Linked DNA regions of Homo sapiens: all the other regions are linked to region 1. A link is a loop called in an ENCODE intact Hi-C map of the cell type or tissue named here. Cell type or tissue: B cell. All regions are shown on one strand.

What was found. A loop is a pair of places that touch in the nucleus more often than their neighbours do. Peaks named below come from ENCODE experiments on the same cell type or tissue, not always from the same donor. Only the 100,000 strongest peaks of a DNase experiment are listed, where the experiment ranks them.
Region 2: a loop joins it to region 1, with 4 times the contacts of the local background. A loop is called at or near these places in 13 of 110 quality-filtered maps.
Region 3: it touches region 1 in a loop (13-fold over the local background); 17 of 110 quality-filtered maps call a loop at or near these places.
Region 4: a loop joins it to region 1, with 2.4 times the contacts of the local background. A loop is called at or near these places in 2 of 110 quality-filtered maps.
Region 5: a loop joins it to region 1, with 27 times the contacts of the local background. A loop is called at or near these places in 22 of 110 quality-filtered maps.
Region 6: a loop joins it to region 1, with 4 times the contacts of the local background. A loop is called at or near these places in 4 of 110 quality-filtered maps.

Annotation. Positions count from the first base shown.
Region 1 is chr2:54,104,607-54,109,606 of GRCh38, forward strand. It overlaps LOC105374615 (a long non-coding RNA gene), which reads left to right and starts at 1,697. Exons shown (of 2, transcript XR_940093.1): 1 at 1,697-1,735; 2 at 3,107-4,385. It also overlaps a transcript of ACYP2 not described here. In B cell, CTCF peaks have their summits at 2,532 and 2,733; a DNase peak (open chromatin) is centred at 2,515; H3K27ac peaks cover 736 bases.
Region 2 is chr2:55,173,370-55,178,369 of GRCh38, forward strand. CLHC1 (clathrin heavy chain linker domain containing 1) reads right to left here. Exons shown (of 13, transcript NM_152385.4): 12 at 4,233-4,412; 13 at 1-2,617. The coding sequence ends at 2,421. Among named protein-coding and RNA genes, the nearest start is that of CLHC1, 56 kb to the right of the region's middle. In B cell, a CTCF peak has its summit at 2,406 (motif pointing left); a DNase peak (open chromatin) is centred at 2,412; H3K4me3 peaks cover 344 bases.
Region 3 is chr2:54,520,086-54,525,085 of GRCh38, forward strand. The region is part of intron 1 of SPTBN1 (spectrin beta, non-erythrocytic 1); the gene reads left to right. SPTBN1-AS1 (SPTBN1 antisense RNA 1) reads right to left here. Exons shown (of 4, transcript NR_185881.1): 4 at 1-380. It also overlaps the pseudogene C9orf85P1. Among named protein-coding and RNA genes, the nearest start is that of SPTBN1-AS1, 36 kb to the right of the region's middle. RefSeq lists an enhancer at 4,635-4,804. In B cell, CTCF peaks have their summits at 2,815 (motif pointing right) and 3,014; a DNase peak (open chromatin) is centred at 2,796.
Region 4 is chr2:54,052,489-54,057,488 of GRCh38, forward strand. It overlaps a transcript of ACYP2 not described here. Among named protein-coding and RNA genes, the nearest start is that of ACYP2, 61 kb to the right of the region's middle. In B cell, no CTCF peak of the experiment used is centred here; no DNase peak of the experiment used is centred here; H3K4me3 peaks cover 1,145 bases; H3K27ac peaks cover 2,175 bases.
Region 5 is chr2:54,500,813-54,505,812 of GRCh38, forward strand. All of the region lies in intron 1 of SPTBN1 (spectrin beta, non-erythrocytic 1), which reads left to right. It also overlaps the pseudogene C9orf85P1. Among named protein-coding and RNA genes, the nearest start is that of SPTBN1, 47 kb to the left of the region's middle. In B cell, CTCF peaks have their summits at 2,492 and 2,696; a DNase peak (open chromatin) is centred at 2,579.
Region 6 is chr2:54,554,970-54,559,969 of GRCh38, forward strand. The region is part of intron 2 of SPTBN1 (spectrin beta, non-erythrocytic 1); the gene reads left to right. SPTBN1-AS1 (SPTBN1 antisense RNA 1) reads right to left here and starts at 3,736. Exons shown (of 4, transcript NR_185881.1): 1 at 2,699-3,736. RefSeq lists a silencer at 3,134-3,273. In B cell, a CTCF peak has its summit at 3,020; DNase peaks (open chromatin) are centred at 2,962, 3,362 and 3,942; H3K4me3 peaks cover 2,898 bases; H3K27ac peaks cover 3,488 bases.

The DNA of each region.
Region 1 (5,000 bases):
TAGTCTTATGTTAGTCTGAGTATTCTACACTTGACAAAAATCACTTTGACAATGAGAAAGTATTACATAAAAGTCATTTATCACAATCCCTCAGATCAGCAATCCTCAACCCTGGCTAAACAGTAGAACTACCTGAGAAGCTTTTTAACAACTGCTGATGGCTGGCCCAGCACCATATTAATTACATTAAAATTTCTGGAGATGGGAAGAACACTCCCCAAGTTCCCCAAGTGAACATAATGTGCAACTAGACAAAAAAGGCTGATAGGGGATTGCACAAAAAGTGGGGTCTAGTCAGGTCTTAGAGGATAACTGTGTCCACAGTGTAACACTGTGTTACAAGCTGAGGCATGGGGTATAATTCAGGTATTCCCTTCGAAGCCTACACAATTGTTAGCAAACTATCTAGTGGTCTCTGGAAGATATTTTTGGGGAAATATTCAGATGTTTTTTGAATACTATTTTGTTGAAAACAATTCAGGAAATTTCCCCCCAGGAAAACTTCTGATTTGCAGCATGCAACATAGAGCCTGAGCACTCTTCCCCGGCTTCCCACTGTACTTGGAACAGGAACCAGACTCCACCGTGGCTTCCACAGCCTGGCATGACCTTTCTCCTTGCCTTGACTGAAAGCTGTATTTAATGCCACCATCTCATATTTTATAATGCAGCAGCCACACTGGGCTTCTTTCAGTTTCTCCTACTTGGGAAACTCGAGCTTTCTACATGCTATTCCCTCTGCGTGGATTAAGTTCTCCCACCTTTCTTCTTGGTTTCTTCTTATCCATTCTTCAGCGATCACTTCCCCAGAGACCTTCCCAGACAACCTCTCTAAGCCCTAATCTACCCCCATCTCTAAATTTTTTAAATTTATTTATTTATTTATTTTTGAGGCAGGGTCTCGTTTTATTGCCCAGGCTAGAGTACAGTGGCATGATCATGGCTTACCTCCCTAGCTCAAGTGATTCTCCCACCTCAGCCTCCCAAGTAGCTGGGACTACAGGTGCAGCCTCCCGAGTAGCTGGAACTACAGCCAAACCACCATGTCTGGCTAATTTTTGTATTTTTTGTGGAGAAGGGTTTTGCCATGTTGCCCGGGCTGGTCTCTAACTCCTGGGCTCAAGCGATCCTCCTGCCTCAGGCCCCCAAATTGCTGAGATTACAGGCATGAGCCATTGCGCCTGGACCCTATTAATAAATAAAACATCACCTTCTCCCCAGCACCTACACATGGCACATACTGGGTATTCAGTAAACATCTGTTGAATGAGTGAATGAAAGACTGTTGAAGGCAGTGTGGCAGAGTGGAAAGAACACTGAATTTTTCCGCAAAAGGCCGGATTCTAGATGGGGTTCAATCCTTTAAATGTTCTAAGACTATTTCTTTGTCTTTAAAGTATAGTACCTGTCCTACTTAGTTCTGTACCTGTAAATATAAAATGGAAGTTGGTATATAAAAGTGTCATAATAATCATAAAATGCCACTGCAAATGTAAGTTAATGTACTATTCATGGACTCAAAAGGAAATCACATATAGTCAATCAGCAAAATGTTTTTCAGTGCTGAATTATTGACACTGTACTGCATTCATCACTATTATCAACCTTTTAAAGGTAAGATTTAATTTTTTTAATTTTTAAAATTATTATTATTATTTTATTTGTAGAGATGGGTTGCCCAGGCTGGCCTCAAGTGATCCTCCCGCCTTGGTCTCCCAAAGCACAGAGATTACAGGTGTGAACCACCGTTCCCAGACAAATATCAGATTTTATGAGTAAGGATGAAAAGTAAATAATTCTAGGTGAAATATTTTTATACTGCAAAAAGCTTCCTATGTCCACGTAAAAACCATCTTATTTACTTAACAAGAGATCTCTGAGACACACAGTCTTTATGAAAAGCTAATTTTAAAGGATATAGTAGATGCATATGCTGTCAACATAATGTCTCATATAATAAGAGTTCAACTAACATTTACCAGACAAATTTTTGAGATGGAGTCTTGCTCTTGTTGCCCAGGCTGGAGGCTACAATGGCATGATCTCGGCTCACTGCAACCTCTGCCTCCTGGGTTCAAGCGATTCTCCTGCATCTGCCTCCTGAGTAGCTGGGATTATAGGTGCCTGCCACCAAGCCCGGCTAATTTTTGTATGTTTTAGTAGAGACGGGGTTTCACTGTGTTGGCCAGGCTGGTCTTGAAGTCCTGACCTCGTGATCCGCCCCCCCTCGGCCTCCCAAAGTGTTGGGATTACAAGCGTGAGCCACCATGCCCGGCCAAATTTTGCTTTTCTTATAACATCCATATCTAATTGTAATTCATGGTCAAGATACTTTAATACTTAAGTCATCTGTTGAGTGAAGGGTACTAACAGTAATTAAACAGCCTGTCATTTAGGGGTTTAGCATGCACCTAAAAGTATTTTAGAAGTGTGTCACCGAAATGAAAGACATTTAGGTGGCACTAGCTTCCTGAAGACTGAAAGAGTAACCCTACCCACGGGAACTGCCTTGCCTTGGGTAGATGGTAGGTGGCAGCAACAGACCAGAAATTATGGTTAACTAGAGCGCTAGACATGTTCTTTTTAATGTTATTCTATCATTTTTTTCCAAAATAAAATAATATAGCTGCAAACCAAGTAGATAGTAAAAATAAATAAGCATGATGTGACTAATTTGCATAATACAGGCTACCTAAGCCTTTATTTATTCTATAATCTTTCAACAGCAATTTATTTTTCAACAGCTCTAAGCTTGGTTTTGTTACTATTCTTAGCTTGTTTTTTTTTGTTACAATCTTTATTTCTTCTCTTTGTAAGTGTTGAAAATTTTAATGCTCCTCTATTGACAGAAAGGGATGGCATATTTGAACTTTCATTCTGCCTAACCTTTGTTCTATTCCTGTTGTGAAGATTTTGCCCCAGACATTGCACTGGTCAAGGTTTAGTTACTGAAAAAATAATCCATTCCAGACAGTTTAAACAGAAATTGTTTAACACTGGGCATTAAATGGCTTATGAAGTTGTTGGCAGGGCTAATGAAAGAGGCTCTTGGTCACTCACTCTCAATCTGAGCTTCGTATCACAAGCATCTGGGTTGCTTTTTTAGAATATCAATTCGGGAATCCATTGCTGACATAATGAATCAAAACCTTTGGGCATAAACTCCCCTGGAAATTCAAATGTTGAGATCAGATAGAGATCCACTTTGAGGCTGAAGTTTTAGGATGGACTTTTACTGCAGAACTGGGCCATCAAGGGATCTACTGATCCTGCAATAGGAAACCATTTGCTGAATTGGGAAGTTGTTGCTATAGCTGCTGGATTCAAAACAATGCATCCCCTGCCATCATCAGAAGCTGCCATGCTCTGGAAACTGCCACATCCAAAAAGCTGCCACTCCGGGACCCGCCAAGCTTGCTATGATATTAATTAGTAAAACAGATGTCCTGTGCCCTGCCTCTTGGTGCCCCACAAGCCAGTGAACAGTCAGTTAACAATGGCACAGAATAACTAAACTCCTCCGCGACTGTGCTTATCACAGAACCAGCAGCAGATGGCCCCTGCCTCACTCATACCCTCCCTCCACATCTACAATTTTAATTCTGCTGGTGGAAACTCTATCACATGAGGAATCTTAATTGCAAGAATGTCCAGGGTTTGTAGCTTTAAACTTCCCAGCCCTACAGAAACAGAAAGTCCAGCTAGAAAGAGATTGCAATGGATGTGTGTACCAATCCACTGTTTCACCAAGGACATCATGAAGTAGATGAGTTATTTTAAAGACACGAAGGCCCTTGTTGTCACACTAGCCCAGACCTGCGGGTAAATCTGAGTCAAGCCCTTTCGGGAGTTTAAGTGTGTGTGAACTAAGAAGAAATCAGGACGAATCTCTTCCCCGGATAGGCTCCTTGCTTCCATAGGAAAAGCAAACCTGATACCAGCTGAAGTCCACGCCTGGGGGATATTAGGAAGGGAGGGGTCTGTGTTGCCTACTTTTTGTCTGAGCTGGTGGCTGGCCCTTTTTCCCCCGAGTTGGTGGCTGGCCCTTTTTCGCCTTCCCTGTCTTGTTGTGATAGCTCATAGTCTGGGCACACTCTGTTCAAAATCTGACTTTGCCATTTTTTGCCTCCTTGGTGTGTCCAAGCAGTGGCATCTGTGATTAGTTGCCTCCTGATGTAATATTAACTTTACCTTTTTCTCACTCAATACCTTCAGATGCCTACTTCCTGTTTTCTAAAGGACTCAATGCTAATTATAATGATATTTTCCTTTACTTTTCCTTACTTCTAGATATATTCTTTTGCATTTTATATTATTTCTTCCTCTGGAAATGAACTATTTCTGTAATACATTCTTTTCATTAATAAAGGTTTTAGTATATTTGATTATCTACTTGTTCTTCTTTATGCCAGTTCAGATATGCTTTAGTGCTTTGAAAGTTAACTGTTTGGTCCTATCTATGCCTGAGCATGACTTCAGGGTTGCCTCGAAATTTAAATTATATGCCCACAATTCACAATTGCAAAAATATGGAACCAGCCCAAACGCCCATCAATCAATGAGTAGATAAAGAAAATGTGGTATACATATATATGCACATATACCATGGAATACTACTCAGCCATAAAAAGAAATGAAATAATGGCATTCACAGCAACCTGGATGGAACTGGAAACTATCGTTCTAAGTGAAGTAACCCAGGAATAGAAAACTAAATATCGTATGTTCTCACTGATAAGTGGAAGCTAAGCTATGAGGATGCAAAGGCATAAAAATGACACAGTGGACTTTGGATACTCGGGGGAAAGGGTGGGAGGGGGTGAGGGATAAAAAAACTGCATATTGGGTACAGCGTACACTGCTTGAGGGATGGGTGCACCAAAATCTCAGAAATCACCACTAAAGAACTTATTCATGTAACCAAACATCACATGTTCCCCCAAACCTATTGAGATAAAACATAAATTTAAAAATAAAAAAAATTATATGCCTGTATACTG
Region 2 (5,000 bases), 1.1 Mb after region 1:
GTGCAAAACAGGTATTCGGTAGATGTTGTTGATGCTGATGTTGAATTGTAGTATTTGAAATTTAGGCTGAAGGTCAAGAAGCATTGGGAAATAATTTGTACCTTTTCAGAATTACTGAATTTTAGAGTTGGAAATGACAAGAGGAGGTATCTAGTCAAAATAAATTTATCTTAAGCATGAGGAAAAGGACACATAGCTAGACAGTGGTGGGGCTGGTCTAGAATGCAGGTTTCTGTGCTGAGGCCCAGATTATACCTCCTTCAGTGTAGCTTACATGGAGGCTCTTATAGCTTCAAAGCCCTCTGTAGCTCACAACTCAATTCTTTCTCCTTCCTCATTTAACTTTGTAATCTTGCTCTTCCTCCCAACTCCATTTTCCATCACCAGGCATTTTAATTTATATTCACTTGACAACTTTTACTTTCCTTGGGAAAGCTGCCAAAGGCAATGCTAACTGAGAAGGAGTAATAATGAGAAAAGGAAAAACAAGGCAAAATTAGAATAACAACAACAACCGCTGTTTAAGCTTTCTCTAGATTTATATACCTACTTTATCCTCCTGGCTTTCATGAAGACATTTTTTTTTCTAAGCTCTGTCAATGGACACATAATAGCTTTCTATCAATCATATAGGTCTCAAAGGAAAAAAAAAAAAAAAAAGGTTTTAAGCCGTTGGCACACAAAGAACCAGTGCTGCCGAAATACCTCTCCCTTTCCATTCCTTTTTTCCATCCTTTATCTGCTCTTTTCAACAGCCTGTATGAAGGCCAAAAATCAAAATATTATTTTGATAAGGCTTTTAGTAATAAATTGCTTTTTAAACTATGCACATGTATTACTTTAAAAATGCTACGTTTTAGAAAGCTGAATTATAATTATCCAGTATTCTATTTAGCACCAAATGGAAAAATTAAAAACTCAGCTTGAATGCTTCTGAATTTATAAGATAAGCCAGGCAACCCTAATACAAGTGTGGACAGATAACTTAATCTCAGCAATAAGTTGTACCAATATATCAAATACTTTAAAGAAGGATAAACATATAAATACAAATGAGTAGACATATGGGATTTAGTAAGTACAAACTAAGTAGAGAAATGTGTGTTTCTGGGGCCGATTACAAAGGAATTACAGCTATCTTTTCCTAAGTTCCTCTATCATGTTATACACTTACACTACACATACATTATCACTAATCCTCACAACAAGCCTAAGGAAGACTGCCCATATTTTATAAGTGAGTAAGAGGTAGGACCAGAATTTTAATATGAAGCTGTCTGACTCCCCGTTCATCTTCTTTCCACTATAACATAAAAATACATATTCAATTTAAATTTAGGATGGGAAAAGTTATGCTCTTTGCTCTTATTCTAATAGCAGATCATTTTCATTTTTTACTTGAAATTTTTTTTTCTTTTTTTAATAACAGAGACGGGATCTCACTGTGTTACCTAGCTGGTCTCAAACTCCTGGGCTCAAGCGATCCTCCTGCCTCGACCTCCCAAAGTGCTGGGATTACAGACATGAGCTACCTTGCCCAGCCAGCAGCTCATTTTAACCATGTTCCATGGTCAAGGATGACATTTAGCTAGTAAGCTCTGGTGTGGCATAAGGGCTAAAGGCTGTTCTGATTAATTAGGTATCTGTTCTGCTTGATTTGTGCCCATGCCATACTAATCATTAAATATTTTTAATATTACACCTGTCCATGGCACAGAACTTTCAGAGTTTTCAATCAAATACTTATTCAGACACTTGAAATAATCCAAAACCACTTCTTATGACATATTTTCCATACCTATAGGTATCACAGGTCTACTTCTATGCAAAATTCGACTGGTCTTCTCTCTAAGTAATAACATGCCAAGAGTCCCAGCTTTTATACTAGAAGCCTAAGCTTTGCCATATTTATATATATCAAAGCATGGGGCGCATCTTTAAATCAGCAGTACAAAATTACTATACTCTAGGTTTTTGCCAGCAAGTCCAACCTTGAAATGATTTCCTGCTTTTCTGGTCAAGTCAGGCTTGTAGCATTTCATGTTTGGGAAGACAGTCTAACACACAGGATACTACCCACACCTTCCTCAGTTCTTGCTATCATATTACATCACCAGAAAGTAATATATCTGGACATTAGCTTATGTCCTTAGATAAAAATGCCCTACACTGTTTCACACAAAGTTATAATCTTGGATTTTATCAAGATTCAATATAAGAAATGACCATATGGGGAAAAGGAAGCAATAGTATAAATATTTCAAAGACAAATCTAAATGTCATCATAACAAAAGTGTGATTTATTTCTGAGATCTTCTTACTCTAGATTTATTTATAAGTTAGTTACGTTAAAATCAGTTTTTCCCAACCAGCATACATAAGGTGTTGTACAAGCTCCCTCAGCTGGTTAAGATATAGAACTACCAAAACACATGTTCCATTAGGTTGACTGCGTCATCCTCTTCAGAAATTTCTGTAACTGCAGCCTGAGATCGAAGAATAGACGTGATGTCATTAGATAATTTGTCAAAGCCATTCTGTGAACATATATTTGCCACTTCTTGCCACTTTTCTATGGAGCAAAAGGAATCATTTATCATAAGACTTTCTACTGCATCTGTGGGGAAAAAATACAATATTATAGTATGGCACTTATTTGATAATCTATACTTTAGTGATTCTTCAAAAATAGAAAAGGACATAATTTCAACTCAGTTACTGTTAAACTCTACCTGATTCCCCTAAGATTAATGATATAACATGCAGTGCTCAGTCAAGCTCATGGTAAGTACTCGTGTTAGTTCCTTCTCCTCCTCCCTTATCATTAACCTCTTCATGTCTCAATTCAACCCTCTACCACTTCTCACATTTCACATCTCCACTCATCTCCTTCTTGTTAAGGCAGCAGATGTTGAAGGCTATAAGGCAGGAGCTCAGAAAGTGATGAATGTGGGCTCATCCTTATTCACAGAGTCTATAAGGCACCACTAGAAACTATGAAATAACTGTAAACCTATAGGTCAAGTTTTCATGATTTCAAACACTTATATAAATGCCTTAGTGGAGCTAACCCAAGGACTGAAGAAACTCTTTGACAAACTCTTTATCCTGTCTCTAGCTGGAGAACTCTTAATGATGGGGCTTCTATAACAAATATTTTTCTTAAGGAAATAAAATCATTTTGTTTGTTAAAGAAATTTAATATTATTTACTTTTAAAAATATCTTAGTGATCTATCAATTTATGGAACTCATTTCTTATCTATTACCTGCATTACTTATGGTACTTCATAAAAGAGGATCACTTTTTAGAATACTGTCATCACTATAATTTTATTTCTACCATAATTATTATTTTTATATGAAAATATTTTAGTTGATATCTGTAATGATAATTTCAAAATATAAAGTTATCTTCCAAAATATGTTTTCAAGTAATTTAAAATGAAGTTGTCTGTTCAACTTCCTATATTAAATTAATGAAAAGAAAATAAAAGTGAGTTTTAATTATTCTCTCTCTCATTTTTTTTGAGGCAGTGTCTCACCCAGGCTGGAGTGCAGTGGCACAGTCACGGCTCACTGTAGCCTTGAGCTCCCTGGGCTCAGGCGATCCTTCCACCTCATCCTCTCAAGTAGCTGGGACTACAGGTGCATGCCACATGTGGCTAATTTTGGTATCTTTTTCATAGAGACACGGTTTTGCCATGTTGCCCTGGCTGGTCTTGAACTCCTGAGCTCAAGCGATCCACCCGCCTCAGCCCCCCAAAGTGCTGGGATTACAGGGGTGAGCCACTGCACCCAGCCTAATTAGTTATTCTCTAATTCACAGCAGAGTTAGGTTCAGAGTGAATAACATATGTAAATACACATACATTTGGTTTAGGAATTAAAACATATAGTTTATATCTACATAACATTTAAAATACATATAAAAGCTAAATATACACATATGTCAATATATACAAAGTTTTTAGTGTTAGTGATCATAATTATTGTAATATTCCCCTCAAGCTTCATAAAGATACTCCCTTCATTCTAATTCTCTCAAGAAATATATCCTATTACCAATAGATTATTATTTACATGGCAATCTTTACATTTATAAACTCCTAAAGTTAACTCTTGCTAAGAAGGAACTCTTAGGGAAATTTGAGTTAACTCATGCATAACCATCTTGAACCTCTCCCTAGATAACCCACTACTATTTCTCCCACAACATTTTATTCTACTTACCTATCCCACCTTTATTGATTTCTTGAAGTAGCTTAATGCCAACTTTTTTCATGTCTGCAGAGAACAGATGAAGTATAGCAAGACCAAAAGATAAAGATGGTTGTTTCTCATTCAACTCTTTAGTGAGACACTGAATTAATTCAACTTGGGGACATGACATTAATAGCTGCAACAGGTCATCTGAAGGCAAAAATGAAAAAGTTTATCTCAATGTCCTAATATCATAAATCAACTAGAAACTAGGACTAGCTAATGTCTATACCTGCCAATCAACAGTTTTTCTAATCCTTTCAAAGCCCTCAATGACCCACTCCAACCTAAACTCAACGGTACTATCCCCTAGCCCCCGTCAAAAAAAATCATGCTCAGCATAGCAAAAAACAAAGGAAAACTACCCATAAGAGTATCCAAAACATAATCAAATAATTATAATGAAAAAAATGTGGTATAATAAAAATACAGATTGGCTACTAGGAAACCTGAATTCTAATCATAGCTCCATCAGTCACTTACTCTTTTGGAACTCAGTTTTCACATCTGAAAAGTGTAGTATTAGAGGTCTCCATCTAATACTACAGTTTGTTTGTCTATATCTTGTTGCTCATATTTGGACCAAATTCTGGTGAGTATAATGTCTTTCTTTCTGTGCCTTGCACAGAAAAAGCAACTCAGTAATTTTTTTCCTAAAACTATCAAGCATTTAGAAATTCAAAAATGAAAACTTTAAGAAGCCAGTAGCTATTTCAAGTAGCCAGAGGTGGAACCATA
Region 3 (5,000 bases), 420 kb after region 1:
GGATGATGTCACCAAGGAAGATTTTGTAGAGTAACAGTAGAGGATGCTGGAAAGTAGCCTGGGGATTATTGTTTCTTCATAAAACAAAAACCTGCAAGTTTATCTGATAACCTGTGCGACTTAGATAATAAATGTGGTATCTTGGGAAGTAAGAGAACAGGTAAAGTATTTTCCCTCTGGGCTGTTCCAGGTATTGACTTTACGAACTTTAATCAATATAGAGGAGAACTAACAGAATACTTACAAAGCCTGGCATGGTAACATTCCAGTTTCTTTCCTAATGGTTATGACCTGTGGTAGCTCATGCCAGAGCTGTAGAAGCCTCTTTACCTCAAAGGTACAGGATGATAATTTCCACATCCATTTCTGCCTTGATCCACCTGTTTGAAGAAATGAATTTAGTGTCTGCTTATTGAAGCAGAAAATAATAAAGCATCTGGAATTTCTGTGCATCTTATGGAAAATTCCAGTTCATAGGATGTAGGATTAGAGAAGAGTAATTTGAGGGGGAGGATCTTGGCTTTTCTACATATTCCTTTTTATACATACACACACCCACACCCTACCCCATGCCACCCCACCCCCCACCCCACAATAGAGAAGAGCAGGGAAAGTAGATAGGCACTTTCCTATCTTTTTGAAACCTAGTCACAAAGAACATGGGCATTACCCTTGTCACACGCAGGGTATTACTGTTTTTATTCATTCAAAAGTTATTTAACGAGCTCCTACTGTGGTGAGCAAGTCCAGTGGAATCCAGGCCCTTGCTCTGCTATTAGAGGGATGAGGGCCTTTCTCTTCAAGGGGAGATTCCCTTTCCTTGTGTCAGCCTTACATAGTCCTTTCTGGGTTTCCTAATGGTGGAACCACCAGGCAGAGTTCCAAGATGGCCAAGCCTTCCTCCCTTCTCTTCCTAAACTTCCCACAGCTATTTAAGAAGTACAGATGACTTCACAGCCCACGGGAGGCATGGCCAATAGCACCTTGAGAAAACCCAGCCCTTTTTAGATAACCTCCTGGGACACCTGTATGTGTGATATAAACTGTCCTCACAGCTGGCCCTAGTCCCATGTGGAAGTGGGTTAGAGGATGATGATGTTTGTAGCATGCTGGAGTTTGGAGTCTCCATGCCATGGGCACACTCTTCCATACTGTTGCCCTCACTCTGACTTCTTCACCCTCACGTCACTCCCTTGCTGCTGTTGAGTGCCTAGAAGGGACCTTTCCATGATGGCTATGGTGGGAGCGAGGGATGTTTTGCCGTGAAATTGCCTTGAAAATAAAATAGTGGGTTCTATCACTGTAAATACTCAGCTTTCTTTGGACAAAGGACATTGTCTTTGAACAGATGGAGAATATTGAAGAAAAAAGATGTCTCTACCATCAAATTCTGGACACTTGAGTGAAACAGTTGAATAAAAAGAACTCAGAGCATTGCTTTTTTTTTGAGACGAGGCTCACTCTGTTGTTTGGGCTGGAGTGCAGTGACACGATCATGGCTCACTGCGGCCTTGACCTCTTGGGCTCAAGTGATCCTCCCACCTCAGCCTCCCAAGTAGCTGGGACTACGGGCACGTGCCACCGTGCCCGGCTAATTTTTATAGAGATAGTGAAGAAGGGTTGGGAGGGTGTCTCACCATCTTGCCCAGGTTGGTCTCAAACTCCTGGGCTCAAGTGATCTGGCCACCGTGGCCTCCCAAATTGTTGAGATTACAGGTGTGAGCCACTGTGCTTGGCATATATTTATTTATTTATTTTGTACACAGACTAGTGGATAATTTGGATACTTTGACTTCCCATTCACCTTTCTGTTTTTTGTTTTTTTCTTTTGAGACAGAGTCTGGCTGTGTCACCCAGGGTGGAGTGCAGTGGCACAGTTATGGTTCACTGCAACCTCCACCTCCCTGGCTCGAGTGGTCCTCCTACCTCAGCCTCCCAAGTAGCTGGAACCACAGGCGCATGCCACCACAGCTGGCTATTTTTTTTTTTTATTTTTGTGGAGATGGGGGTGTCACTGTGTTGTCCAGTCTGGTCTTTAACGCCTGGGCTCAAGTGATCTGCCTCCCTTGGCCTCCCAAAGTGCTGGGATTACAGGCGTGAGCCACCACTCTTGGCCTAACCTTTCCGTTTTAAGGAACAATAGTAGTGTTTTTAAGGAATACCATTAAGAAAGAACATTAGGAAAAAAGGTGCTTTAGTTCTCTGAGTGACTTCTTTTAAGCTTAAGACAAGAATTATCACTTACTTACTAAGTAATCTGTGGGCTGGGCAAGGTAGGCTCGCACCTGTAATCCCAGGACTTTGTGAGGCCAAAGCAAGCAGATTACCCGAGTTCAGGAGTTTGAGACTAGCCTGGCCAACATGGTGAAACCCCATTTCTACTAAAAATACAAAAATTAGTCAGGCATGATAGTGCACACCTGTAATTCCAGCTACTCAGGAGGGTGAGGCAGGAGAATTGCTTGAACCTGGGAGGTGGAGGTTGTAGTGAGCTGAGATCATGCCACTGCACTCCAGCCTGGGTGACAGAGCGAGACTCTGTCTCAAAAAGAAAGAAAGAAAGAGAGAGAGAAAGAGAGAGAGAGAGAGAGAGGAGAGAGAGAGAGAGAGAGAGAAAGAAAGAAAGGAAAGAAAGAAAGAAAGAAAGAAATCTGTGGAAAGCAGTTGTTGGTTCAGTGATAGAAAGAGAGATTCGCAGGTGGGGGCAGGGCAGGGGCCAGGCTGGGCTTCTGCAGGAGTCAGGTGCGGTGGATGTTGCAGCGCAGGTATAGCAGCCCTGGGGGTTTCTTCTCATTGGTCAGCAGGTGGCACCAAATAGCTAAAACTTATCTGGGGAGAGGCATGCCTTGCTTGGGTTTTACCTTGGGTTGGGTTGGATTAAATTTTACTTTCTGTACTTTCAGAATTTGGGATTAATAGCACTTTCACATTTTCTCCCTAGAGATAGAATCCTCCAAGTTTGAATTTTATAAAAGTCTCTGATATTGATAATAGTCATGAAAGTTAACTATATTCAAGATCAGATGATTGCATGACATTATTAATTTTCATTTTTTGGAAGGGTTTATGACTTTGAATGTTAAATGCCACTGTAAGATCATTCAATGGAATATACTTACTCGATTAGATTTCTGAAGTTTTTGTGTTTTTATGAAATCCCATAAATAAATTGCTAACGTAGGTGTGAAAATTAATACACCCGTGAATGTACTTAATTGAGATTGAGTATGTCTCTCTGATGAGAATCCAGGATTTTACTTCCATTCAGGATTTTTCTATTAGAGCAGAGATGGGTGACAGTTTGAGTCACAGATGTTGTGGCTCAGTGGTAAAGTGGATTCAGTGCTTCTTCCTCAGGAACATGTGGGGTGTGTTGGCTGTGTTCTTGGATAGCATGTGAGAAAACAGCCATGACAAAAGAGCAGGCAGTTGTGTGCTGGTACCACCCAAGAGCCTACTGTTTATTTAAGGTGCAGTTAATTTGTTTCAGCTTATTTACTATGGAAACTTGGTTGCATGTGGCATGTGTGGTTATGTGCTGGAACTTTTAAAAAGCTGCATTTCAAGCACGATAAATGTTTCTTTTCTACATATATGGGTTTGTTTATTTTTTGTGTGGTGGCATATGTGAGGGGGAAGAATCATCTCTTGAATGATCCTTCTGTGTTGCTGAGTGGTGTCTGGTTTGGTTAGCACGCAGGCTGTGGTGAGGAGGCCTGCTGACTCTGGCCTAGGTGCACATCTTGGTGCACACTGAACAAGGCTTTCACTAAGTGAGCATCCAGCTACAAAAACCTGACAATAAATTTTTGAGTTTTAAGATGTTGATAACAGCCGGGCATGGTGGCTCACGCCTGTAATCCCAGCACTTTGGGAGGCCAAGGTGGGCAGATCACAAGGTCTAGGAGTTCGAGACCAGCCTGGCCAATATAGTGAAACCCCGTCTCTACCAAAAATACAGAAATTAGCTGGGCATGGTGGCTCGCGCCTGTAGTCCCAGCTACTCGGGAGGCTGAGGCAGAAGAATTGCTTGAACCCAGGAGGCGGAGGCTGCAGTGAGCCGAGATGGTGCCACTGCACTCCAGCCTGGGTGACAGAGCGAAACTCCATCTCAAAAAAAAAAATGTTGATAATTTATTTTTTTTCTTGGGATAGCTTCATACCACTTTAAAAGGGGTGTTGTCTTTTCACTCCTTTCTTCCTACATTTGCAGATTAACAACTTACTTAGATAGCTTCATATGCCTGACTGAGCCTGTTTCCCCCCAGTGAAATTTAAAATATGCGGGAATTTAACCACATTTAACCACACCCATAGGCATCAGGCATAGCACTAGCTCAGTTTCTCAATGTCTCGGGTCTAGTCAGTCCTTCACCAGGCCCTGTCAGTTCTCCCTCCAAAGCACATCCACCTCTAAGCACATCCACCTCTTAACCATCCCCGCTTCTCCACCCAGAGCTGCACCGCCATCATTTCTGGAGTAGCCTCCCAAGTGGCCCCTGCTTCCATTATTGCCGCCTAGAATCTGTTTTCCACACAGCCCTGGGAAGAATATTTTACAAATACACTCAAGGGTGGTGTCGGTTATTAGCTTAAAATCCTGCAGTTGCTTCCCGCCACACTTGGGCTCGCCCACCTCCCTCCCTAACCTTGTCTCCGAGTCTCTCCCGCTGCCCACTAGACTCAGCCACATTGAACTTGCCGTTCCTCCTGCATGCTATGCTGCTTCCTTTGCCTGAAACACTATTATTCTTGATCTGTGCGTGACTCATTCCTCTTGACATTGAGTTCTCAGTTTCAGGACCCACTCGAGAGGCCTTCCCTGATCACCAGATCTAAAAATAGTCACATGACTCTGCTGTCATTTTTTTTTATTTAAACTATCTTGCCTTTTCTTGTGTGCTTTTTGTCCAGCTCCTACCACTAGGATATAAGCTTCCCTAGAGCCAGGTCCTTATTGCGTTCATTTTTATCCCTAGCATCTGGTCCAGCACAGAGTA
Region 4 (5,000 bases), 52 kb before region 1:
TGTAATTTTTCATCTTCAGTTGTCTCTGTTGCAGCTTATAAGAAACAATTGCTCTGTTAACGTAATATTACACTGTAATTGCAAAAAAAAGTCGCAGCTGTTCTGTTGACAGTCTGAATGCTTTTAAGTAAATACAATTTTAAAAATGAGTATTGTCCTTAAACAAAAAAAAAGAGCTGTGCAATACTCTATCTGCCACCAGAGGACTTCACTTACATCTGTGCCACCTTCAAGAAAGGCAATAGATTTCTGAGGTTTCCAATTGAAAATGGCTGGAAGGGCTCTGTTAGAAAAATCAGTCATTGGGAAGTTGATGGAAGTAGGTGGCCCATGAGGACAAGATACACTCTAGTGAACAGGAAAGAAAGCAACTAACTGGGGAGGTCTGATTGTATGGAGTGCTTTCCCCAGAGGGAGAATGTGCCAGTTATCAATTTATTGCCTCTCAGCTCCCTTCACTGACTCATCTATTAAAACATATCTGGGCCCTGTAATTAGTTTTTACTTTTACTAGCTGGCACAATGTTTCATCAGTAGAGGGTGCTGGAGAGAGGCATTGAAGAAAAAAGGTGTTTTCCTCCCTGGTCCTGATGGCTTGTTGGCTGGACCCCTGAAGAGCATGTTTTTAACTTCACTGTTGGCTCAGTATAAGTGCCTACAGGGCATTGCTTTTGCTGTGTGCCTTCTTCAGCTCTTTTCTTGACTGGCAGAGTGCGGTTAGGAGACCCGGACAGCATGGCTTTCACCCTGTCCTATATTGCTGCTCTGCATAGGCATGCTGGGGGCCCCATAGGGCTGGCTGTCTAGTGAACTGAATGCCCAGCCTTCATCCACTAGCTCAGACTACTCTAGCCCAAGTCATATGCAGAGGTGCACTCGGTTGCTGTGGAAGGCCTCCCCAGCTCTCAGTCCCACCAGCACCCTCAGTGGCAGCCCAACTCACTCTGCACACCCACCCATCAAGTTCAGCTTTCCTGGGTCCTAGATATCCTGACACAGACACTGTGTGTTCCAGGCCTCACACCTACAGTGGCTCTGTGACTCTCTCTGTACCAGTCCCCCTGTGTACACCCAGCTTGCCCACCGGCTCTGACTTGCCTGCCCCAAAGGGTTACTTCTTTCCTGGCAACTCTTAGCCATCTCTGGGCTGTGCAACTTAGGAACTCCTCTGCCACCAAGTAGATTGTGACCACACCTTCTTCAATGAGCTCTGATCCCTTCCTCCAAGTTTGTCCTTTTTTGGAACTTTCCCTCAGTCCTACAGCAGTGTTTAGAGCTTTCATTCTATCTTTAGAGTCACTCTCCTATCTTTCTTTACTCAGTAATTCTTTATATTAAACATCCCTGTTTAAATTACTATGTGGTTTTTGCTCTTGATTAGACCCTAACTAATTAAAGTTTACTCTCACTGGGAGAGGGCAACAGGTGTTCTGGTCTTTCATTAAATCTCATTTCAAGAAAGGGAAGAAAGCAATTTCCTGTCAAGAAACTTGATGTTGATACTGGCACAGACTCTCTGGGTAGAGGATGGAATTGGTATAAAAACCCTAACCAGTAACTCAGGCCCTAGGCCCAGATCCTGGCTTATATTCAAGTACAGTTTCGAGATAGGGATTTTCCTGTACAATGAAAGAACAGCTTCTGAGTGCCTATCATAACCCAGAGCTGGTAAGGGTTTAAGACGTTTGCTAGACTTCTGCCTACAATGGAATAAGATAACTTATTCTGGGAACATTATTAGTTACAGTGAGATGTAAAATTCACCTTCTTTTCATTGAGGTGGCACTTAAAAATAGCATAAGAGACAGATAGTTTCTAGATTAGGTATAATGTGCTAATAATGTAAAAAAGGTTCTTCTTTTGCTTCTTTCTCTTTCTTGCCAACGATGCATTTCTAAGTTTCTCTTTTAAAGAAAATTTCCTGGGTCTGAAAAGGAAGTTCGAAGTCCTTGTGATATTCTGCTGACAGATTGATCTTGTTTTGATTTTCTTGAATGTTCTGTTCTCCTCTTCTGCAAACAATGGGTCATTTTTGTCTCTCGATTTTACTTAGCTGTGGTTTGAAGTCTTCTTAACATAACAGTACTGTGTGTTAACCATGCTATAATTAAAGAGTGAAGCTGAGGTTCTCCAGTGCTCCTTAAAGATTTCCTGGGTTAACTCTACCACAACTATACATCTCTGATAATGATATCTGCAGTCTTGTTCATAAAATAAGATGCATTACCAAGGTGAGATGATTGCCCACAATCATATATCTAAAGAAGGAACATATAACTCATCTGAATACAAGAGACTTCCTTCTAAAGGATTTGACATATCTCCCATTGTTTTCCCATGTTTGTCCTCATAGAAATCTAATGAGGTAGATATTACTTTAGAGATAAGAAAGCCAGGCTAAATAAATTAGGGAGATTTCTCCAAGAAGTTTCAGTAGTAGTGTGCAGACTAGAAGTTGTATTTTAATTCTCTGGCTTTACGTAAATATTTACTTACTAACTTTTCCTCATATAAAAAAGAGCTGGCTATGCAACAACTGGTTTTTCTTTTTCTTTTTTTCTTTTTTTAGACAGAGTCTCGCTCTGTCAACCGGGCTAGAGTGCAGTGGTGTGATCTTAGCTCACTGCACCCTCCACCTCCCGGGTTCAAGCAATTCTCCTGCCTCAGCCTCCCAAGTAGCTGGGACTACAGGTGTGCACCACCACACCTAGCTAATTTTTGTATTTTTAGTAGAGATGGGGTTTCACCATGTTGGCCAAGCTGGTCTAGAACTCCTGACCTCAGAGATCCACCTGCCTTGGCCACCCAAAGTGCTGGGATTACAGGCACCCAGCCTGGTTTTTCTTAAATGAGATAATTTCTTCCTTTTTTCCTAAATCATGTGTCAGGAATAATAAAATTATTATTTATAGTAATTCCATTACTCACAGTAATAATTGTGATAATAATGTAAACAATTTGTATTTATATAGCATTCTATTATTCACAAAGCATTTTGACATATATTGTCCAATTTCATTCCTACAAAAATCCTTGTGAGGTAGATAGAAAAAGTATTATTTTCCTATTTTACAAATAGAAAATAGAGGCTCAGAGAAGTTAATCGAATTTCTTAATAGCATATATTTAGGACGTGATGGTGGAGATTGAATTTCATCCTAAATCTAACTCTAAAACCTGTCCTATGACACCCTCCATATACTACATAATAGCCAAAGACATATTAAGCCTATCTGCTGTTCAACAAATTACATGCACCCAGAGGTCCAATTTGGCAGAGAGAACAATGCATCTAAGTGTTCAGTTATGAATTGAATTCTGAAGTTAGAGAAATATTTGACACATATTGAAATTGTGTATTCTGTAACATGTGTTGTGATAAACACAGAGTCTAATAATGTGTAGTACTGTCAGATATAGTACCTCCATAGACATACTGTAATATAGTAGTACTGTCAGATATAGTACCCCCATAGGCATACTGTAAATAGATTTCTTTCACTCCATGGAAACCTAAGCTCAGAGAAGTTAAATAAATTATTTGCACCAGGCTCCTATGATTTCAAAATGCTGCTTTTTCTGGATTAATGTAGTTAATTTCAAAAAAGATGTCCATATAGAAAAGGTTCTCCAGGGAGTAGAGAAAAAGAGCTGGTTGTCTTCCACCAGCTTGAGGAGGATTCATGAGTGGAACCAGGCACTGGTGGAACTAATCAGGGTGTCACCCAAGCAGGACACCCTAAGTTTATCTGCTTATCTACTGAACTGATAGGCAGCAAAGAAGATATCACCATTCACGGCCTGGTGACATGGGCAGTTTCTGACATATTTGCCCATCGTCCAGGATACAATTCAAATAAAATCATATGTTCTTTCCACAGGTTGTCAACATCCCTTGACTGATTTAGGTTTGATCATATCCATTGGCAAGGGCACATGCTCACTGAGTTTAACAGAAGCATAATACCCTGTACTGCTTTTATTTCCATTTCTTTTTTAAAGATATTTTTGCTCAGAATGTGCAGTTGAATTCTAGATGGTAAAATAAGTATCAAATGGAACCTCTTTGTATTCTTTAAATGAATGATATCTTTCTTTGCATTTATAATGATGTATATTTTCAATCATGACACATTCTGGATTTTCTAAGATAGTTCTGTTTTCAAATTATTTATTTTTCCCATGGAAGGGCTTATCTTGGTCCAGATTTTTTATTCAGAAAATAGTAACTATATTGCATGTTGTGTATGTCATCTGTATTTTATTTGCCATTTGTCACCTGTACTTTAATAGCTTTCTACTATATTACCTGTTGATTCCTATATTAAGAATATAATGAATTTTCTGTAAATCTAAAATCAGAAAAAAATACTTTTAAAAAGAACTTAAAGGAACTTAATTATTTGTGTAAGACAAATGCTTTTTATTTCATTTATTCATTATATATGTTTAATATATCTAACTGATATGACAAATAGTTTATCAATATCTTGCTCACACCAAAACATTAATTCCATTTGCAAAACTATGTGAAAATTATAGCTATTATCCCAATAATTCAGATAAAATAGCTTTCTAGTGTGTTTTCCCTTTCAATATTTGGGTTGATAGGGAAGGGATATGAATTTTGACTTGAACCATAAATTAGATTGTCTAGATTGACTGATTTCATGACATAACTATGCAACCTGCCCTTGGGGTTTCTTGGTGATGAACTTTTTCTTACTGTTCTCACATATTTTGTTTCCAGCTATAAATTCATACAATTATCAGAGTTTGGTTTTGGTCAAGTCATAATTGTGAGTGAAGAACCATGGAAGGAGAACATTTCTTGCTCATCAACTACTTTCATAAAATCAACAATTTGCTTAAGTAAGTCTTCAAAATAAATACTGATTTTAATGAATATCTACCTTTTACAGTTCATCAGAACATTTTGGTATATAAAATTAGCCTCAGGATGGCAGAACTTATCTGTTAGAGACATTTTGAGGGAAAAA
Region 5 (5,000 bases), 400 kb after region 1:
TAGGTGTGAGTCACTGTGCCTGGCTGGCTGCGCATTTTAAAGATCTTGATGCTCACTCATACCTGAGCCAGCATAATTAAATCACAGTATCTCCACAGGTGACAGTGATGTGCAGCCAAGAACAGTGTTCCTTTCCAGTCCTCTCTTTATAGACGAGGAAATTGAGGCCCTGAGCAGCTAGATGACTTGTCCAAAGTCCTCTGCTGGGACTGACCCAAATAAGGAATGGCTGATTTCTGGAAGGGATGTCAGATTCTCTGATTACAGATCTCTCGTGATCTTCTCTCGGGGCTCGTGGACTGTCCTGTCAACAGTCAGGCTAGGCAGCTGCAGAGAGCAGGACTCTGGGGTCCCCAGTGAGGAGGAAGCAAAGAGTCCTCATCTTCCTGTCCCCTTTACCCGAGTAGAAATTGCCCTTCCTTATCCCACATGAGCTACCAGAGGCATGATAAACTGCCTCTGGGGCTTTTTGGCTCTTTGGCTCTTTTTTTTTCTTTTTTATTCCTTTAGAAAGAAATAGGTTTGTAATTAGCTAACTAAGACTGACAAATACCAGACCAGTTGCTATATATTACAAAGGAGCTTCTTGAATAGCTGGTCACTTCTGCATATTGTAGAAACCTTCCTTCTCCCTTTTAGGGAACACTACACATTATTTAGGTACAGTGTTAGGGATAACTGATCATTTCTAATGCTGTGTATATCCATTAAGGGTAATTTAAAGCAATTAAATGCTAACCTGGCTGGACAGCCAGGTGTAGGTTTGTGGCATCCAGAAAGAGGAGATGGACTTGGTGGATTCTGAATTGGTCAGTTCCACCTCTTCGTGTTTTGGAGGCTTTGTCTCGTTACTTGCTCACCTTTCTGCTCAGTGCTCCTTGACATGGCGGGTCAGGTTGATGGGAGGTGGTACCTGGATGCCCTTTGCTGGCACTGGGCACTGCACCGGAGAGTTACCACCCCTGCCTGGGGATGGAGCCTCTCTGGGGAGAGGACAGTGCAAAGGTGGGGGACTGGGGAGTTGTGAGAAGTGGGAGCTAGAATATGGAGCAACTAGTGTGTATAGAGACTTCGTGAGAAAAGCTCGATCACGTTTTGGTAAGTATTTGCAGCTCCCTGAAAATTTGTGTTGGGAGGTGATCATTAGCATCTTCTGGAATATTTGCGCTAAAGCAAGACTAGATTAAGGAGCTTTGGTTCATTTCCAGACCTGTCCTGACAGCATCACTCTCCAAATGCTAAACTCTGAGAGAGAGAGTATGTGTATTTTTCTTTTCAGGATGTCAGTCAAATAATTCACTCATTCCTTTCCCCAAACACACTGGCCTTTGAAATGACACCCTACCCCTGCCAATAGTGAGACTGTGGTTCTGATCGGGGAGCTGGCGAGTTTCTGCTTTCTAGCCCCAAAGGCCTCACCCTTGCTCTCATCTGGAAGCTGATGGGAAGGTTTGTTAGTCTTCTCAGGAGCCTGTCACAGGACCTCAGGAACGTAGCCTGTAGTGGGCAGCTGGCATCAATTTAGTGCTGTGGGGATGGCAGGCTGTCAGAGTGGTTGCACTTTACCTGCACGCCCCCCAACCCAGCCCTCTGTGAAGGGTTGGTTTACATCAGGGATGGCTGCTCCTGACATAATTGTCTATTTCCGGCAACAGAGGAAGATACCTTCTGCCATTTAGAGAAGAGAAATAAATATTCACTTCAGAGAATACACTTTGAAGTGGGGCTGTGTGTGCATGGGTGACAGCTCCCTGCCTACTTTTCCTGCAAGGTTCTTGTACATCAGGAAAGGTTAATGGACTTCCCTTGAAGTCAGACAGAGATGTGTTCATGGAAAATCCAAGTGCAAAACCAAGGGCAAACTCTGGCTTTCCTGGGGGTTTTTTTGTTGTTGTTTCTCCTTTTAGAATGGACAGTGAAAGCAAGGTGAAGGGCTTCATTATTCCTCTTTTGTAAAGCCTGTTGAGCAGGAACCTTCTGGAGCTTCTAGATGGAGGTTCCTGGAGATTGTGTGAGTGGTGAGCAGTCTGGTTGAAGAGGGCCAGTGTTTGTTGGCTTTGCCCTCATTGTGTCAGGAATGAGCTCTGCACGGACTCAGAGAGCTAACAGATCAGCTAGGGTACCTCAGAGAAGAATGCACTCGAGGCTACTGCCATGTTCCCTCTGTGGTCATGAGGAAAGGAGAACTACCTGTGTGGCTTGGGGGCTTCCCTGACATAGTAATCACATTGGATTTTACAACTGGGTACATTCTTAGCCTTCAGTTTGGTGATCCCTGTGTTTAAAAAGAAAATCCTTTTGTTGTGTGGAGGTTAATCTGCTGAGCTTATTTTTGGTCATCCATTCTCACCTGCCCCACGACACTGGTCACTGGTGTCTCCATGCTGATATATTATGCTCAGCTTTTTTGCATGCTCCGCATGGAGATATGAACACAATTCTCATGGGAACTTGGCCCATCTTTCAGCACACTATGTCAGCCAGTTGCTGCCTTCCTGTTCATGGAGGACTAGGCGTAGTGTGGGGGTCTCATTGCTCATCTGGTTAGTGGCTTTGCAGTCAGAGCAAGCTGAGGGAACAGTGCCCCCTACCTGTCTGTTCTCCTGCAGGCCCAGTGTGGGAACAAGATGCTCTTCAGAGAAATCTCTTTGACACTGGCTGTCTCACCCAGCACCTACACTCTTGAAAATCTGAGGGCCTTAGCAGAATTTGAAAGTGTCCAAGGGTTAGAAATGAGAAGTCTCCATGAGCATGAAAGCGACCATCCTTGTAGGTCATTATTTTGATCCATGCTCTCATCACTGGTTTCACAAACAGGCCTTTCCTTTCTAGTCTTTGAACATACCAACTCTTTTCGAGTAACACAGCAATATTAAAAACATATACCCATTGCCAAAAAGCAAAACCAACCCACTTCTGGCTGAGAAACTGCTGAATACATAACTATTCATCCCTCAGTAGCTGAGTGTGGTTACAATGAATGGCTTTCCCATATTTTCTTGATGCTTCTAAATGTATGGGTTCACTTTTGGGGGGAATATTTTGGTGCTGTCATAATCTATATATGGAAGATGTTAAGGATATTTCCAGGAACTGCATTAAAACAGCCATAACAAACCATATTCTGCAGCCTTCAGGTGTAGTATTTTGATTGCTTGGTTTGGTTTATCACCAACTACTCTTCTGAGTATCCCCCACACTATATTAGGAATTTGTTACAATATGACTAATGCTGAATATGTGTGCATTGATTTTTAAGTGCACTGGGTGGGACTGACTTGTTCAAATCTCCGTTAAAGCAAATGTCTGATTAGGAGAAAAGTAAGGGAGTAATTTGTTAGGAAAACTACTTTCTGAGGTGCCCCCACCTCCCCTCCTTCCAACCTGAAGAGGCAGAGAGGTTTGTGTAAACAAAGGTCCTGCAAGGCACAGCTGTTTTACATTCTGATGTTCTATGACTTTCTTAAATAAAAACCTTTTGGATTTTCATATCTATTTAGCTAGTAGGAATATTTCCTCCTTTTTCGGAGAATAAAATCCTAGACTTAAGGATATTCCTTGGGTGACTGAGAAGTCATACCAGCCTAAGCAGTACAGCTGGCCCCCTGTATCCATGGCTTCTGCATCTGTGAATTCAACCAACCATGGATAGAAAATATTTGGGAAAAAAAATCCACAAAGTTCGAAAAAGCAGAAGCACGATTTGCTGCTTACTGAGAACTGCATTGAATCCATGTGAGTAAGGTGATGTGTAGGCGTTGTATTAGGAATTATAAGTAATCTTTAGGTGATTTAAAGTATTTGAGAGGATGTGTGTCGGTTTTATACAAATACTACACCATTTTATATAAGGGACCTGAGCGTCCATGGATTTTGGTATTCATAAGAGGTCCTGGAACCAATTGCCCATGGGTAGTGAGGGATGACTGTATTTTCTAATTAAAAGGTTTTTTTTTTAATAAGCAAATGTTTTACTTAGTACCTTATAATATTTTAAAAAGCGTAAAATTCCCAAATAAAGTAATTGGTTTAGTGATAAATATTTCCAGTGGCGTACTTAAAATGAATGTTTTCATCAGAATGCAGAAGCTGTTTTGAGAACTTTTTGCTCATTATTTTCAGTGGGGTTGTGAAATCCAATGAAAACGTGTATAAATGTTTGTAGAAGAATACTTTGTTTATAGAGTGCAAATATTTTCTTGATATGACAACACCCCAAACAAAGAATGGTTACAATTAAAGTAATGGTGATTCAGTTAAACATAGAGCTGGAAAAGCCATTATTTTGAAATATCTTCTGAGCCTCATTGAAGAGAGAGTGTCTTACACACCTTGGGAACCAAGTTTTGCATATTATAGTATTACCACATTGTATTCGATCACAAGAATGGTGTGAATACTTGGTGGTTAAACAAATTATTGATGCTTGTTAGTTGGATGAGATCTTGGAATGCATGCATCCCGGCTTCCCACACAGTACTCAGTTCTTTCTGTAGCTATCCTGTTGAATATATGGAGAGTACAGTATACTTTCAGGCAAGATGGTCATTTAACAGGTCATTATTTAAACATTGTTTCAGTGTGTGCTGTGAAAACAACAACAATAACAACAACAAATCGAATACCTCTCTGCTCTCTGCATTTTTGGAGCGCTCTAGCTGTTAGAAAGTACCTCCTAACCCCTAGCCACTGTGAAGTTGTTGCTCCCTGCCTGCTGGGAAATCTGTGCCAGCTCTCCCAGGAAGGCTCCTGAAGCTGCCTGCACATACCTGCCAGGTGTGTCTCCTGGACTTTTCCCCAGGGGTCCTAGCTCCTGGGCTGGGTCTCCTAGGTGTCTTACAGCCTGGCTGCCCCTTCTGGACACTCTTGGCTTGGTCAGTACCTGGGGTGATTTAACTTGGCGTCTAACAGTGAAGCTTCCTTTAGTTGTATCTTCTGCTGTTGCTTCACATTGAGCTTGCCACGTTTTCCTTGAATTGCTGTCAGTTTTTCTCTCTTCC
Region 6 (5,000 bases), 450 kb after region 1:
TTTGCTTTTATTAACCCAGTTGACCTGCTAATTGGCACACCACATGCCTTTTCTCTAAGTTTTATTTTTTAGTTTGTTTGTTTTGCAACACTTAAGACCATCTACCCTCTTTCCTCTTTGAGTCTCTCTCCTTAGATTTTCATTCTGCAACTCCCTGGCATCTCCACTGGTTTTTCTTCTTTCTCCCAAACCCAGGCCTTCCCCAGGGCTCCATGCTTAGCCCCTTGCCTCTTACTTCCTTTCCTAGATTTAACCCCACAACTATCTCAACTCCCACCTCTGCACTCAGGACTGTATCTTCAGTTTTGAGCTCTAGTTCCACATCCCTGACTGCTCCAGACATGTCACCCAGTGGTATTGCAGGTAACTCAGATTCCACCTGTCTAGAAGGAAATGTGCACTTGTCCCCTGCACCCCTCTAGCCAGATGTAAAACCCTGAGAGTCTTCTTTGTCCCTTTCCTTTGATCCTCCCACATACAGTTAGTTACCAAAGTCCTTTGGATTAATTTTTACGTCAGCCCATTCTTTTTCATTTGATTGCTCCTTTGACCTGGACTGTTGCACTAACCACCCAGTTGACCTTGCTGCCTTCATTTCCTCTCCTTTCTGCCCATTCTTACATACCACTTCCAGATTAATCATCTCTAGAGTCCAGCCCACACCCTCTACTCCCCTGGCTCAAAAGTCTCCAGTGGCTCCAGACCAGGCTTAGTTCTAACTTGCTTTTCGGGGCTTTCCTCCCAGCCTGACGGTTCCTTATCCTCCAGCCAAACTGCAGCACTTGCTGGTGCTGTTTCCTGGGCATCCATGCTTTTACTGTGCTGCTTGAGAGGAGGCTTCTCCCTTGTTCCAGCCTGTTGATGTCTACCTGTGTTTCAAGGTTTGATCAAAATGCCAGTCCCTCCTAGAGTTCTTCCCACCTACCTTTCTCCAAAAGGCAGATGTGTCCTCCTTGTCCTCTGAATTCTTAGAGCTGTCCTCCCCTGGCCCTTACTATATTCTTTTGGTACTTTACTGTTTGCACATTTGTCCCATTTCCTTTGGCTAGCAACACTCCTGGTCACTTCTGAATCTTCTAAAACACCTGGCAGTGTGCCTTGCACACATTAAATACTGTAAATACAGAACAGTAAACACTGAAGAAATAAAGAATGAATACCTCTGGCCTTCCTTTACCTCCTCCCCACTTCTGAACTGGAGGTGGTCAGATGGGCCATCAGGGATCTGTCTTATTCTTCCCTGGTCCCATCACACCAAATGGATTCCCATTTCTTACTTCTTATCCCCGTGGGGTTATTAAACCCTTCCCCAGTGTCCAAACCTTTCTAATACTTGCATGTGTTCACTCTGCCTGGTTCATTCAGTGTTGGCTTCACAGGATTGAGTGTGGCTACGTTCGTCCCAGCTCTACTGCCATCATATTATGTGCAACCTGGTTAATTAAAAATTATTTCATGTACTAACCCATACTAGAGGGAGCTGAAAGGGAGATACTGAGTGGTGACTCCCTTTCTTCATTAAGTGGCCCAATGATTAAAACGTTATAAGTTGGCAAAGCACTTTGTAATCTCATTTTCAGTGCCATAGCTGGACACTTAGAGACTTATCATTTCACCAGTATACTTAGTTGTGAAAAAGGGCTTGTTAAAAAGATCTTCATTGAGACGGTTCCCAATTCAACTTCTCTTGTAGTCTTGATGTGGTGTGTGTGTGTGTGTTTGTGTGTGTGGGCGGGGGGTGATGAAAGGAGGGGTGCATTTTGAAGAATATACTCTTAATTTTGAAAGTATGATAATTTTTAGAACATTTCCACATCATCTCCTCAGTGACCCTGTGGAGGTGGGCATTAATTATTACTCAGTCTGACAGCTGAGGTTTAGAAAGAATCCAGGGTTTCTTCTAAGGTCATAGGGTAATTAAGAGGCTTGGCCAGGACTAGCAACTCAGGTCTTGGGAATCCTAGTCAAGTGCTTTTTCCAAGACCAAGTGTTTTGTAATGCTCTGCCTAGCCTCCCATCAGCATTGTGAATTGGCAGCACTTAGGGGCTTTAAAAAATGTTCTACATCTTAGATGATAAGAAATGTTGTCTTCTTCAGGTTGGGCCTGGCTTTCAAAAGCCAAAGGTTGACATGTGGAAGTATTAAAAACCTAGTTATGTGGCTGGAAGGAGTTGGGGGTTGTTCAGCGTTGAGCAGTTAGCTAGGCTCTGGGTTTAATTCTAAGCCTGGACAGGATGCAGTTACTTCAATTACAAGTGCCCTGGGGACTGAGGTGAACCTGGGGTGGGGGACCACGTCTTTACTACATATTGGGATCCCTGAGGAATGAAATTACCTTCTTCAGTGAGTATTGCTGTAGGGCTCCAAACTGGAAATGCCAAAAGTGTAATTTGTTGTCTGCCTGTTTAGGTAGTGAGGAAAAAGGGGGGACAGGAGGGTGGAGAGAGAGGGGGGAGATCTAGAGTCAATTTCCCAAGAATACATTTTGATCATTCTCTTTTCTATGTGGAAGATTTCATTTTTGGTTGAGATTGGTGGGAGAAGAAGCTGGGAAGGAGAGATTTAAAATTTTGGAGAACCACAAGTTTAGAGGCCTTGTTTTACAAATCAGAGTAGGAATTTGAGGGTAGTTTCGGTTCCCTCATCTCCCCTCCGGATCATAAACAACTCCAGGTCAGGGATCTCGGCGGTGTTTACCTGTGTACCTTTTTCCCACAATGCCTTGCAAATCGGTGCTCCCATAAATCTTCCTTGCGTCGAATTCCTATCATAGGCCCGTGTTATTCCAGGAAACCACCGCCTTCATATCCCCTGATGGCAGCGTAAGTCAGCCGAGATTCTTCACTGAGCCCGAACTTACACCTCCCCTGGCTGTGGCGCTGCACAGCGCCCTGAGAGTGACTTTGTCTGACTTCTTCCCGGTGGCTCGCCGGGCCGCCGCCGCGTGGTTGGCGCCAGCGCACTGGGGCAGTCGCGCGCGCCCAGGTGCGGGCCGCGTTACCTCAGCAGACGCTAGAGAGTGAATGAGCCGCGCGGGCCCGGGACCCTTGGGGCTCTTCACTCTCCAGGCCGTCCCGTGGGCGCGCTAGCCTTTTCAAGTGATAGTAATCGGAGACTTTTCCGTTACATGAGGCTCAACAAAAGATTGTAATTCCAGCAGCTCTGTTTGGGAAGGCACTACCGCGGCGAGTCCAGGGCCCGGCCGGGGGTCGGCGGCTGCCGGGCGGCTGGGGCGACCGCGGACCGTGCGGGACCGGTAGGGGGTCGCGGGCCGGCTAGGCTCCCCCGCGCCCCTCCTCGTGGTATAGCCTGCATTTCTAATACAATGCTGTTATGCTAATCAGGTGACATCACCGCCCAGCACACGGCGAGTGGCTCCTGATAAAATTACAAACCGGCGGCCGCCGCGGGCAGCTGGGAGGAGGTGTGCGCGCTGCGCCCGCGAGCTCCCGGGCTCGGCAACCGTGGCATGCTTAGGATTGGCCATATTTAAAAGTTCTGAAGTAGAACCTGCGCCTCCTCTCTGCTTCTCCCTCCTCCTCAGTAATTTATTTCGAGCTTCCAGGCAAGGGCCACGGAAGAAGGGAAAGCAAGAAATTAGATGCCTGTGTGGTAACTCCTCGCGGAGCTAAGGTGGACTCTCTTGCAGCCAACTTCCCATCAGATCACCCTGCTGGACTTGCAGACCGGAATGGGGCTCGCCTAAGGAGCCGAGCGCTGCGGAGGCTGCTGCGTGTTGGATGGGAGTGGGAGGGGGCTGGAGCGAGATTTCCAGGGCGCAGTCCTCCGGGGCGTTACGCCGGGCATAATGGAATTGCAGAGGACGTCTAGTATCTCCGGGCCGCTGTCGCCGGCGTACACGGGGCAGGTGCCTTACAACTACAACCAGCTGGAAGGCAGATTCAAGCAGCTGCAAGGTAAGCCCCCTCCCAAAGGCCGGGCCTGTCCTGGGTGCCAACGGGGGTTCTTGGAGGCTTTATTTGTGACCCTAATGAAGACGGGCGGCTTCACAGCTCGGCCCCAGACCCTGTGGTTGGCTGCGGGCACCCCATTCACGACTTAGGGAAGGCAGTTGCTCATACTCCACTCCAGAAGAGCTACCATTTGGAGTCCCTGTCTCTCCAGCACCTTTTTGGCTTTCTAGGTTGTCAGATAACTGCTGCACACACATTTTCTTTACTTTTAGCTAACTTTACCTCCTAGTAGATCAGTGCTCATAGACTTATTAGTATGCAGGTATTTGATTCCGGGTCGCCTCTGGCTCCCAGCCCCCAGCCTCTTACCTCTGGGAAGCTTTAAAGGTGTAAAGTGCCGTGCTCAGACCCAGTCCTGTAGAACAATAGCAAAGGGGAGGAGGGAGGGGTCTTTTTGTTCCTAAGCCTTTGGTAAATTACAGTTTTTTATTCAGAAGCTTAATTTTAATTTTTCTGATGTGTTGGGAAGAGCCTTCCCATCTATTTAGTGGGCTATATAATTTCTAATGAAAGCCGGTTATTGTCATTTCAACCCTATGGGTTGGATTAGTTGGATCAATTACAGGTTTCTTGGAGTCTTTTTAAGGCTCAGACAATTGAATGAGTCCAATATTTTACTGAACATATTTTTAGGGAGAGCAGAAGCCTGTGTGTGCACCAGTGTGCTGTTTTCCCTGCGGCCCCTGCACCCCTCAGCTGTCCCTGCCCAGCCAGCAGGCCCTGGCCAGCAGTGTCTCAGAGCTTATACATGAAAAAAGGTTCCTAACTGAAAACAGAACTCCTTCCGTTTGGAAGCCCCTGGAGTCAGTAGTAGGCTGGGAATGGCTCTAGCACTGTAAAAAAGTAGTATTCGAGGACTGTGTGTTTCTTATTTTAACCTCCTCAGTGCTGCAAATGTGGTTCCTGTGAGGAGGAGGAAGGAAGGAAGCCGCTCAGCCCTAGAATGTTTTTCATTGGGAAGAGGGGGGAGGATGTCTTTCATTCATTGGTTTATTTGTCTTGTGAAATAGTTGACAGTAATGACA